3 separate regions of the Homo sapiens genome follow, and regions 1 and 2 are each linked to region 3. Evidence: chromatin contacts called from ENCODE Hi-C or POLR2A ChIA-PET data. All regions are on one chromosome and are shown on one strand. The core of a region is the stretch at or near the end of the contact, and the rest is flanking DNA. Distances in the headings are between cores, read along the strand shown.

Evidence for each region. A loop is a pair of places that touch in the nucleus more often than their neighbours do. ChIA-PET counts read pairs that join two places held with the same protein, here RNA polymerase II (POLR2A).
Region 1: a loop to region 3 is called in a map of sigmoid colon, with 1.8 times the contacts of the local background. The contact joins the promoter of LINC01944 here to the enhancer-like site in region 3. A Hi-C loop is called at or near these places in 1 of 168 maps with a recorded cell type or tissue (sigmoid colon). POLR2A ChIA-PET finds 5 or more read pairs at or near these places in 1 of 52 experiments (H1).
Region 2: a map with no recorded cell type shows a loop between it and region 3 (6-fold over the local background). The contact joins two enhancer-like sites. A Hi-C loop is called at or near these places in 1 of 37 single-sample maps with no recorded cell type. POLR2A ChIA-PET finds 5 or more read pairs at or near these places in 2 of 52 experiments (OCI-LY7 and activated naive CD4-positive, alpha-beta T cell).

What each region holds. Positions count from the first base shown.
Region 1 is chr5:172,557,502-172,560,475 of GRCh38, reverse strand. It overlaps LINC01944 (long intergenic non-protein coding RNA 1944), which reads left to right and starts at 1,462. Exons shown (of 3, transcript NR_146726.1): 1 at 1,462-1,537; 2 at 2,381-2,609; 3 at 2,974.
Region 2 is chr5:172,602,247-172,605,085 of GRCh38, reverse strand. No RefSeq gene overlaps it. Among named protein-coding and RNA genes, the nearest start is that of NEURL1B, 38 kb to the left of the region's middle. RefSeq lists an enhancer at 2,001-2,579. Within about 2 kb of position 1,382, at least 9 of the 41 ENCODE cell types and tissues checked have a DNase peak (open chromatin) inside an H3K27ac peak, as active enhancers do.
Region 3 is chr5:172,902,640-172,905,503 of GRCh38, reverse strand. All of the region lies in intron 3 of ERGIC1 (endoplasmic reticulum-golgi intermediate compartment 1), which reads right to left. Among named protein-coding and RNA genes, the nearest start is that of MIR10523, 11 kb to the left of the region's middle. RefSeq lists a silencer at 604-898 and enhancers at 1-920, 401-1,358. Within about 2 kb of position 1,488, at least 33 of the 41 ENCODE cell types and tissues checked have a DNase peak (open chromatin) inside an H3K27ac peak, as active enhancers do; they include sigmoid colon, where a contact is called at or near this core.

The DNA.
Region 1 (2,974 bases), core at 213-2,712, 350 kb after region 3:
AAGTGATGGCAAGGATATGGAGTAACTAGAACTCTTAGACATTGCTGATGGGAGTGTAAAATGTACAGCCTCTTTGGGAAAAGACTGGAAGTTCCTTATAAAACTAAACATACATTTATAATATGCACTAATAACTCCACTGATATTTACTCTCCTGGTATTTACTCAAGAGAAATGAGAGCATATGTTCACCCAAAGACTGGAAACAACCTAAAATGGTTATTAGTAAATGAATGAGTAAATTAATTGTGTCGTGTCCACATAAATGCAATACAACTTGGCACTAAAAAGGAATGGACCCGGCCGGGTGTGATGGCTCACGCCTGTTATCTCAGCACTTTGGGAGGCCCGGGGGGGGTGGATCACTTGAGGTTGGGAGTTCGAGACCAGCCTGGCCAATATGGTGAAACCCTATCTCTACTAAGAATACAAAAATTAACCGCGTGTAGGGGTGCACGCCTGTCATCCCAGCTACTAAAAATACAAAAATTAGCCAGGCGTGGTGGTGGGTCCCTATAATCCCAGCGACTCGGGAGGCTGAGGCAGGAGAATTGCTTGAACCTGGGAGGCGGAGGTTGCAGTGAGTCGAGATCGCGCCACTGCACTCCAGACTGGGCGACAAAGCAAGACTCCATCTCGAAAGAAAAAAAAAAAAAGGAATGGACCTGTGATTCACTCAGCAATGTAGGTGAATCTCAGAAACATTTCGTGGCATGAAAATAGCCTGATGCCAAAGAGTCCATCCTAGGTGATTTCATCCATATAAAATTTTAGAAAAGGTGAAACCAACACATAGTGACAGAAGGCAGATTAGTGATTAGTTAGGGCAGAGTGGGTATTGACAGATGGGGCAAGAGGAAATGTTATTGGAGAGATTCTAAATCTTGATGGGGGGGGGTGATGATTTTTTGGTTTTGTGGGTTTTGTAGGTTTTTAGTAGGTTTATCCAAACTGTGAATTTTATTGTACGTGGATTATATCTCAATAAAGCTGAGAGCGTGCAAAAGACTTTATTCCTTCCAGCCAGGTCCATGGGTCCCAGCACTGCTGCCTCCTTAACTGGTTGCAAAACAGAAACCGGCACTCTCTCTCCTCTCTCCTTTCTCAGGTTCCTGGGCCAGTCTCCCAAGACAGTGAGTAATTAGCCGCGAAAGAGTCTTGGATGTGAAGCCAAAAACAACAGCAGTGTCACATCAGATGCTGAGACATCTCCAGCTAAGAGCTGAGCTCAGCCCCCACCCGCCCCCTCCACCCCCCAGCCGCAGCCACCAGCAGAAGGAAAACAGCCCCGTGCGGCTGAGTTCAACCAGGGCTGCCTTTCTCCACCGTGTCCGCCATTCTGGTCTCGTGCCGCAGCAGGCATTGCTAGATGATTGCCGTCATGGCTCATACTAACAATAAATAGGTCCTCCCGGGGACCCACCACCCAAACTCCTTGTGCCGGGAACAGCTACTAAAGGGGAGGCCCTTTCCATATTCCGCTTCATTCTCCCCTCCTGGCGTGCCTCAAGGAACGACCACTGTCCCCAGGTTACAGGTGAGGAAGCCGAGGCTCTGAAATATGACTGCGCCAAGTGGCCAGAATCTCGAGCAGCCTGACTGCCTCCCGCCCCAGCCCCTGGAGGCCTCGAGTCCTCCTTTACAGAAATGCCTCCCACCCCCAGCCCAGTTCATTCCAGCAGCCTCCGAGCTCCCCCTTCTCCATCCCTCCCTGCGGTCTGAGCCCTGCCTTCCGAGCCCTGCCTTCCCAGTGTGGAAGGGGAACTGGGTGGGGTAAGGCACCTCTGTTTTCTCACGAAAAAGTCCCTCTCTAGGGCGGAGGCCCTTGAAGAAGAAGGAAAGGCTGTGGGGATTGATGGGCCCCTGGAGGACTGTCATGGGGGGTGGGTGTCTGCAAGTCCAGAGGCACATCCTGCCCCCTTTCAGGGGCCTCTGGTGTGGGGTCTGGAAGTGAGTGGCTGGTGCAGGCTGTGGTCTTCCTGCTAAGCCACTAGGGCTGCTGGGGCCATAGCCTCCAGAGCCTGCTCACAACTGGTCTACTCAGCCTCCAGTCCAAGCCGCTGAGCACAGATCTCAGGGCCCTGCACGTTCTGGGCCGTGCCTCCTGACATCTGAGATGAGAACGAGCCCTCCAGGAGGTCCCATATGATGTGCCCCTGTGACCTGCATTGTCTGGAGGCAGTAGACCCAGTAGTTGGTGACCAGGAGTGAAAATCTGAACAGTCTCCTGTGTGTCCCTGGGCAACTTGCTCAACCTCACTGATCTCTGAAAATGGGCACGATAATAGGACCTGGGTGGTTGAGAGTACACCACAGGACCACATGTGCCTTTCTTGGCCCACACTGGTCCTTCTGCCTGGAATTATTTTCCACTTGTCAGGTGCTTCTTCACCCCAACAAGGCTCAATCAAGTGTGTTCTTCTCTGGGAAGCTGCAGACATCTGACCCCAGGCCACAGAGTCATACCCAGTCTGGCTCCCACAGCCCTCCCAGGCTGTCTGGTGTCAGTGCAGTGCTGTGGATGGGAACACACCTCTACCATGTTGAGCTGCTCTGAGGTTTAAATGCGTTACTGCTAATTGGGATCTTGGAACAACTCCTGGTGCATAGTGAGTACTCAAGAAAATGTGATGTCTCTTTATTCTCTTAGCAACTTTTGTCCTGGGTGAAAGTTGTCTGCCCTCCTCACCGGCCTGCAGGCTCTTCTAGGGCAGGATGGGGCTTGGTTCCTGTCTGCATCTGGTGAATCCCCTGACACACATTAGGTATCCTTACTCAAGGGAAGAGGGGCTTGCCTTTGGGACGGGGATGATGAAACTCAGCAGCCTTTGCAGGGTTTGTGATTTAGCCTGTGTCATTTTTGTGTGTCAGCGTAACTCTGGCTTGGCTTAGCTCTGTCAAACTCTGTGGGATAAGAAGAGCAGAGCATGAACCTGAAAACACACCCCAACCCCAAATTATTTCTGTTTCCAGG
Region 2 (2,839 bases), core at 133-2,632, 300 kb after region 3:
TACAGGTGTGCACCATCATGCCTGGATAATTTTTTTTTGGTATTTTTGCATTTTTTGTAGAGATGAGTTCTCGCCATGTTGCCCAGGATGATCTCGAACTCCTGAGCTCAAGCAATCCACCTGCCAAAGTGCTGGGATTACAGGCCTGAGTGACTGCACCTGGCCACATTTTGCATTGCTAATGTGTTCATAGAAGAACCTTAAACACTCTTTGGAATCAGGTGAAGGATAAAGAAATACGGGACTTGCTCAGGATTTCACAACTATTTAGCATCAGGGTTAGGATTCAAGCCCAAGGCTGAAAGCAGAAGGCAAGGCCTATCGACTTTGCCAGGGTGCTGGGGCCTGAGTTTGCTCAAGTGGGTACTGACATGCCCTCTGGAAACAAGGCTTCTGGAGGGACCACGAAGATCAGGCCTGCCTCTTACTAAATGCTGGGCTTAGGTGGAGCCTGCTGTCACGTGGTACTTCAGAATGAACCAAAGGTTAACAAACAGCAGCCGAGGACCCCACATGCCCTGCCGATGGATTTAGCTTGGCCCATCAATATTTTAAAGAGTAACTAAGTCACCATCATTTGAAAATAATATTTCACCTTTTTTTAAAAAAGTCTGCATATCTGATCTTCTCATGAAAACTTGGGCAATCAGTCACACATGGCAATCTTTGGTACCCTCATTGACGGGCATACATCCTTGAGTTCTGTGCTGGTCCCTGGCTGGTGAGCCTCACTTACTTATGGCCTCTGTCTTCCCCTGTTGGCGTCTGAGGCTGAGCTCTGGTTGATGGCAGCACGGATGATGCTGGGGTCTGGACAACCTTCCATACCTTCTTGAAGGTCTTCTGCCATCCTGTGCAAACTCATTGGGTTCTCAGCTTCTTGGGCATCCTTGGTTTTCTCATTTGTAAATTGCAGTGCTCTCTGTGGGAGTTCAGTTCCTCATGGAGACTCCTGCCCATCCCACCCCGTTCACCTAAGCCTTTCTCACCCTTCAGACTTGAGCCATCTCCCCTGGAAGGGCCACTGGGACCACCAGGTGACCCTTGTTCACACTCGCCCTCGTATTGTGCTGTAATGATTTACCCCGTGGTCCTGCCACACAGCTGTAGATTTTGCACATGCTTGTCGAATGAACAAATGAGTGAGGGAGTGAATGGGTTGAAGCTGCCTGGGTTCCAATAGGCCCAAGTAGCCTGGCTCCGAACGCAGGGCTCAGAATCCTGTGCTCTCTCCCAACATCATGTTGGCAAAGAAAGCCCCAGCCTGGGCCCTGGTTACCCTGACTGCCTCTCCAATGCCAGGCTTTGCTGACCGAGCCACCATCAGCCCAGCCACCCTCCCCAAGCTGACGTTCCGGGAGAAAGATGTCATAGTGCTAGACGGTCACACAAGCAGCCCCGTGCACCGTCGACTCCCTTTGTTGAGAAGCAGCCCCGACAAGGAGCTTTTCTTTTCTCCTCTCCCCGCATCCTCTCCCCAGGCCTCCCCCCTCACCCAATCCTCTCTTTAATTGCTGTTGCAGCGAGCAGGAAGAATGTCGTAGATGTTGCATCTGTTTTTCTGGAAGACTGTGAAGGCGCATTAAAATATGTGCTCCGTGGGCGTCTGGTAGGCTGAGGCCTCTCTCATGGCTTAATAACGGGGGAAAGAGCTGAGGAAAGGAAGAAATGAAAGGGATAGTGAGACAGACAGAGAAGGCGACACTCAGAGAACAAGAGAGAAAGAACACAGAGAGACAGAGATGGAGAGAGAAGAGAGATGGAGTTAGAAACAGAGATGAGAGAGAGAAATTGTGAGTCTGTGGCCATTGCCACGTTCCTCTGATTTTCAGCATTTTTCTAACAGAGATTTACGAAGGTTTATCCTAAACATCTGCGGCGTGAGGCCGACGAGATACACACTTGGTTATTTTTGGGAGCAATGGAGAACCGCTCACGGAAACCCTGCCCGGCCAGGGGCCCCAAGGCTGCTGGGACAGGGCTTGCCTGCCCCCTCCCTGTCCCCTCCCTGACCCCTGTTTCTTTGTCTTCTCCAAGGCACTGGCAGGAGGCAGGGCTAGGCTCTTTCCAAAATCCATTTGTCCCGGAGTCGCCTGGGCTGGGAAAGTGCCCTCCATGTGGGCCGAGGGGGCCTGGAGGGACACTGGGCACATGCAAGGGGTCACCAGGATGAGGGGCGTCTAAGGAAGCCTAGAGGGAGAAGGGAGGAGGGGAGGGAAGTACAGGAGGGTGAGGCAACCGTTGCCACGTCAGCCCCGCCACTCTGGCAGGACAAGGAGGGGAAGATGTCTGCTGAACACAGACCTCCTGCTGCTATCCCACGGGGCGACAGTTATCAATGCTCCCATTTCACAGACGGAGAAATGGAGGCTCAGAGAGTGAAGGGACTTGCCCGAGGGAACACAACCAGGGGGCCTTGGGATAGGGTAGAGTGGGTATTTGACACTTGGCCTTAAGTGACCATGTCCTGGGTCCCTCTCCCGACAGTTCCTGTTTCTGTTGAGGGATCTCTGTGGTTTTGGGGATGCTGACTCCACTGGGGACCTGAGATGAGCCCAAGGTCCAGGCTGGACCCATTCTTCCTTTTTTGGCGACAGTAGCTGGGACAGCAGGCAGGAGGCAGAGCTCCAAAGATCACGATGCCTGGACAGAGGGCTTGGATTGCTTCTTATGGGGGCAAAGTTGTAACAGGAGGAGCTCAAGCAGGGACTGGAGGGGGTCACAGTGGGGTCAGGCTAGGGTCTGGGGAACAAAGGCAAGCATTCTGATGGTATCAACCAATCCAGCTACTCTTATGGTGTCCCAAGCCAAAGTGTGACTGATTAAAAATGAATAATCA
Region 3 (2,864 bases), core at 239-2,738:
ACGGCTTCCAATAGAGCTGTAACACTCACCGCATGGCCCAACGTTCCATTCCTTGGAATCCGTGAGGCCAAGAACCCCAGGTCTAAGAACAAAGACCCGCCGGTAACAGGCCCGAGGAGGATCGGCCTCCCTACAGCCAAATGCTCTGCCTGGCCTTCAGCACCCAATTTCTACCCCAGCTGTAATGTGCAACTCTGGAGAGCTGTTGAGTAATGAAATTGCTGGGTGATTAACACACAGTCAACTAAGGAGAGCCTGGGCTTCCCTTCCCAGCCAGGAAGCTGCCTGAGACTCTTCCTTGAAGCAACTCACCTTTCCCACCTGGCGAGGCTGGGCCTCCGCACAGCACTGAGGGATTGTGGGATGATGTCATCCACTGGCAACCCTCTGGAGGTGACCTCAGCCAAGAGCAAAGTGAATCCCAGGTGTGGCGCCAAGGTGAGCTCACCCACAAGGCCCCAAGAAGCCTCTCCCAGGCGTGGGTCCCTGTCTTCCTAACCAGAATAAGCAGAGAACAGGCTCCGCAGGGCTAGAGGGCCACCCAGAACAAGGGGGCTGCGGTGCTGGGCAGGGACGGCCTGAGGCGCTCTGGCCAGGCTGGTTATGTAAGGCCAGAACTGGCTGCTCCCAGGCTCCTTCCTGGAGGGCCCCAGGCTGTGAGATAAACACAATTCAATCACCTGGGCTGCCTGATGAGGTCAATAAAGCCGCCTTCGCCTTCGTGTCCAAGGCAAATGTTCCAGGGCTGCTGGCTTCCTGCCACCCCAGCCAGCGCCACGAGCTCACCCACAACCACCCCATGGCAGGGGCCTGCCAAGGCTAACTAACTTCATTGGCTAGGGCTGAACTGATTTTAAAAGGCCAACGGGCTGCCAGAAATCAACCCACCTGGAAGAAAAGGAAATGTTTTTTGTGGATTCATTGTGGTTTGAGGACTTCCATGGGCCTGACTCCCCTGTCACCAGTGTGGGCAGTGGGAAGGCCTATGGGGGCAGTGGCAGACCGGTGTGGGCTCACCTCCTGGCTCTGCCACTTAGGAGCTGGGAGACCTAGGACACACTGCTTCACCTCTCTGAGCCTCAGTTTCCTCATCTGTAAAACTGGAAAAGCTTTCAATCGGTTCGAAAATCAGCAAAATTAATCTATGGCAATGGAAGTCAGAATAATAGTGGTGGGGGCTACTGACTGGGAGGGGCTCAAGGGACCCTTCTTTGGTGACAGAATGTATTATGTCTTCATCAGAGTGATGGTTACGTGTGTAAACACAGGTGAAAATTCATCAGGCCTCTACCTTAATATTTGTATGCTTTGCTGTATGTAAGTTACACATACCTCACTAAAATAAGAAAATAAGAAAGGAAAGGAAGGAGGGAGAGAGGAAAGGAGAGAAAAAGAGGAAAATAAGGATAAAGATTCCGTCTACTTCACAGGGCTGCTGGATGACTGCCAGGTCAAGCTGTTGGCTGCCCCAGGGCAGGAGAGTGAGTGAGTGTGTGTATGTTAGTGTGAGTCAATGTGTGTGTGTGTGTGTGTGTATGTGTGAGACTCATCTCTCTCTTGAGGGCCGATTCCACACCCTTCTTGGTAAAGAAAATACAGCAGTGCAGGGGAAGCCTAGGCTACCAGGGTTCGAAGCCTAGGCTACCAGGGTTCAAAGCCTAGGCTACCAGGGTTCGAATCCTGGCTCTGCCACCTCTTGGCTGATTGACTTGGGCAAGGGGCTTCCCATCCATCAGTTTCCCCAGATGTAAAATGGGGACAATCATAGGGGTTGCTATGGGGTTGCTGAGAAGATCAAATGAGAACAAGAGCAATGCTAAGTGTGGTCTTAGTAAACAGTAAGTGCTCAATAAATGTCCATGGTTTTTATCATTATTATTAATATCGATGCTCAAGGAGTTGATCCAGTGTTTAATAAGGGTACTATTCTCCCTTCACGTCGATGAAACCAGGCTCAGAGGAGCACAGCTGGCTGGCCAAGATCATAGGACCAAGAGGAGGCAGAGGCAGGATCTGAGCCCAGGGACAGGGGGCCCAGAGCCCATGCTCTTTCCAAGGCATTGCACTGCCTGGATGGGATGGGAATCGGTGAAAAGCTGAGGGGCCGGTGGCCCTCAGTGGACATGTGATGCAGGCATCCTAGTCCTTTTTCATAATCTTCAGGTGTGTCCCCTCCCACCAGGGCCCAGGTGCCTGCAGGGTACAGGGGTGCTTAGGGGTCCAGTTGCGTCTGTCCCACAAGCCTCTCCCACTCCCGTCAACACCCCCAGGACGAGGGCTCCCTGAGCCTCAGCACAGAGCGTGTGCTCACAAACTTCAGTGGAATGAGCCTGAGTGGAGGAGGGAGTCCTCAGCAGAACTCCCAGGATGCAGGGAAGGCACGCGCTGGTGGAGCAGTCGGGAGCACATTCCAGGTGGGGGACGCCAGATGGCGTCAGGGAGTCAGGCGAGTGCGTGGGAGGGTGGGGGTGTGGGTGGACAGTGGCCTTGTAGGGAGAGGTACGCAAGGGCCTGGGGAGGTGTGGGTGGGGGGAGTGTAAATGGAATGTGGTGGAGGGCCTTGAAATTCTAGTCTGAGGCATGAGTTCGATGACATCTATACAAAACAATTTTATTTGCTTTTTGAAGAGCACTTAAATAGTTCAGATTCCTGCCTGAAGTCTCTGACCTCTATGCTTCAAAATTTGATCGAATGGAAACTTAGGCGGCGGTGAGGCCTGCCGCAAGGGCTTGGGGTGGGGTGGAGGGAGGGATGGAGATTCTGCAAGCACGTGCTCCGGAGCCTTGAGTTTCAAATCCTGAGTCGTCCAGGTAAAAGTATGTGCATCTATTACCAACCAGGTGGATGTCTAAAATACATCCCT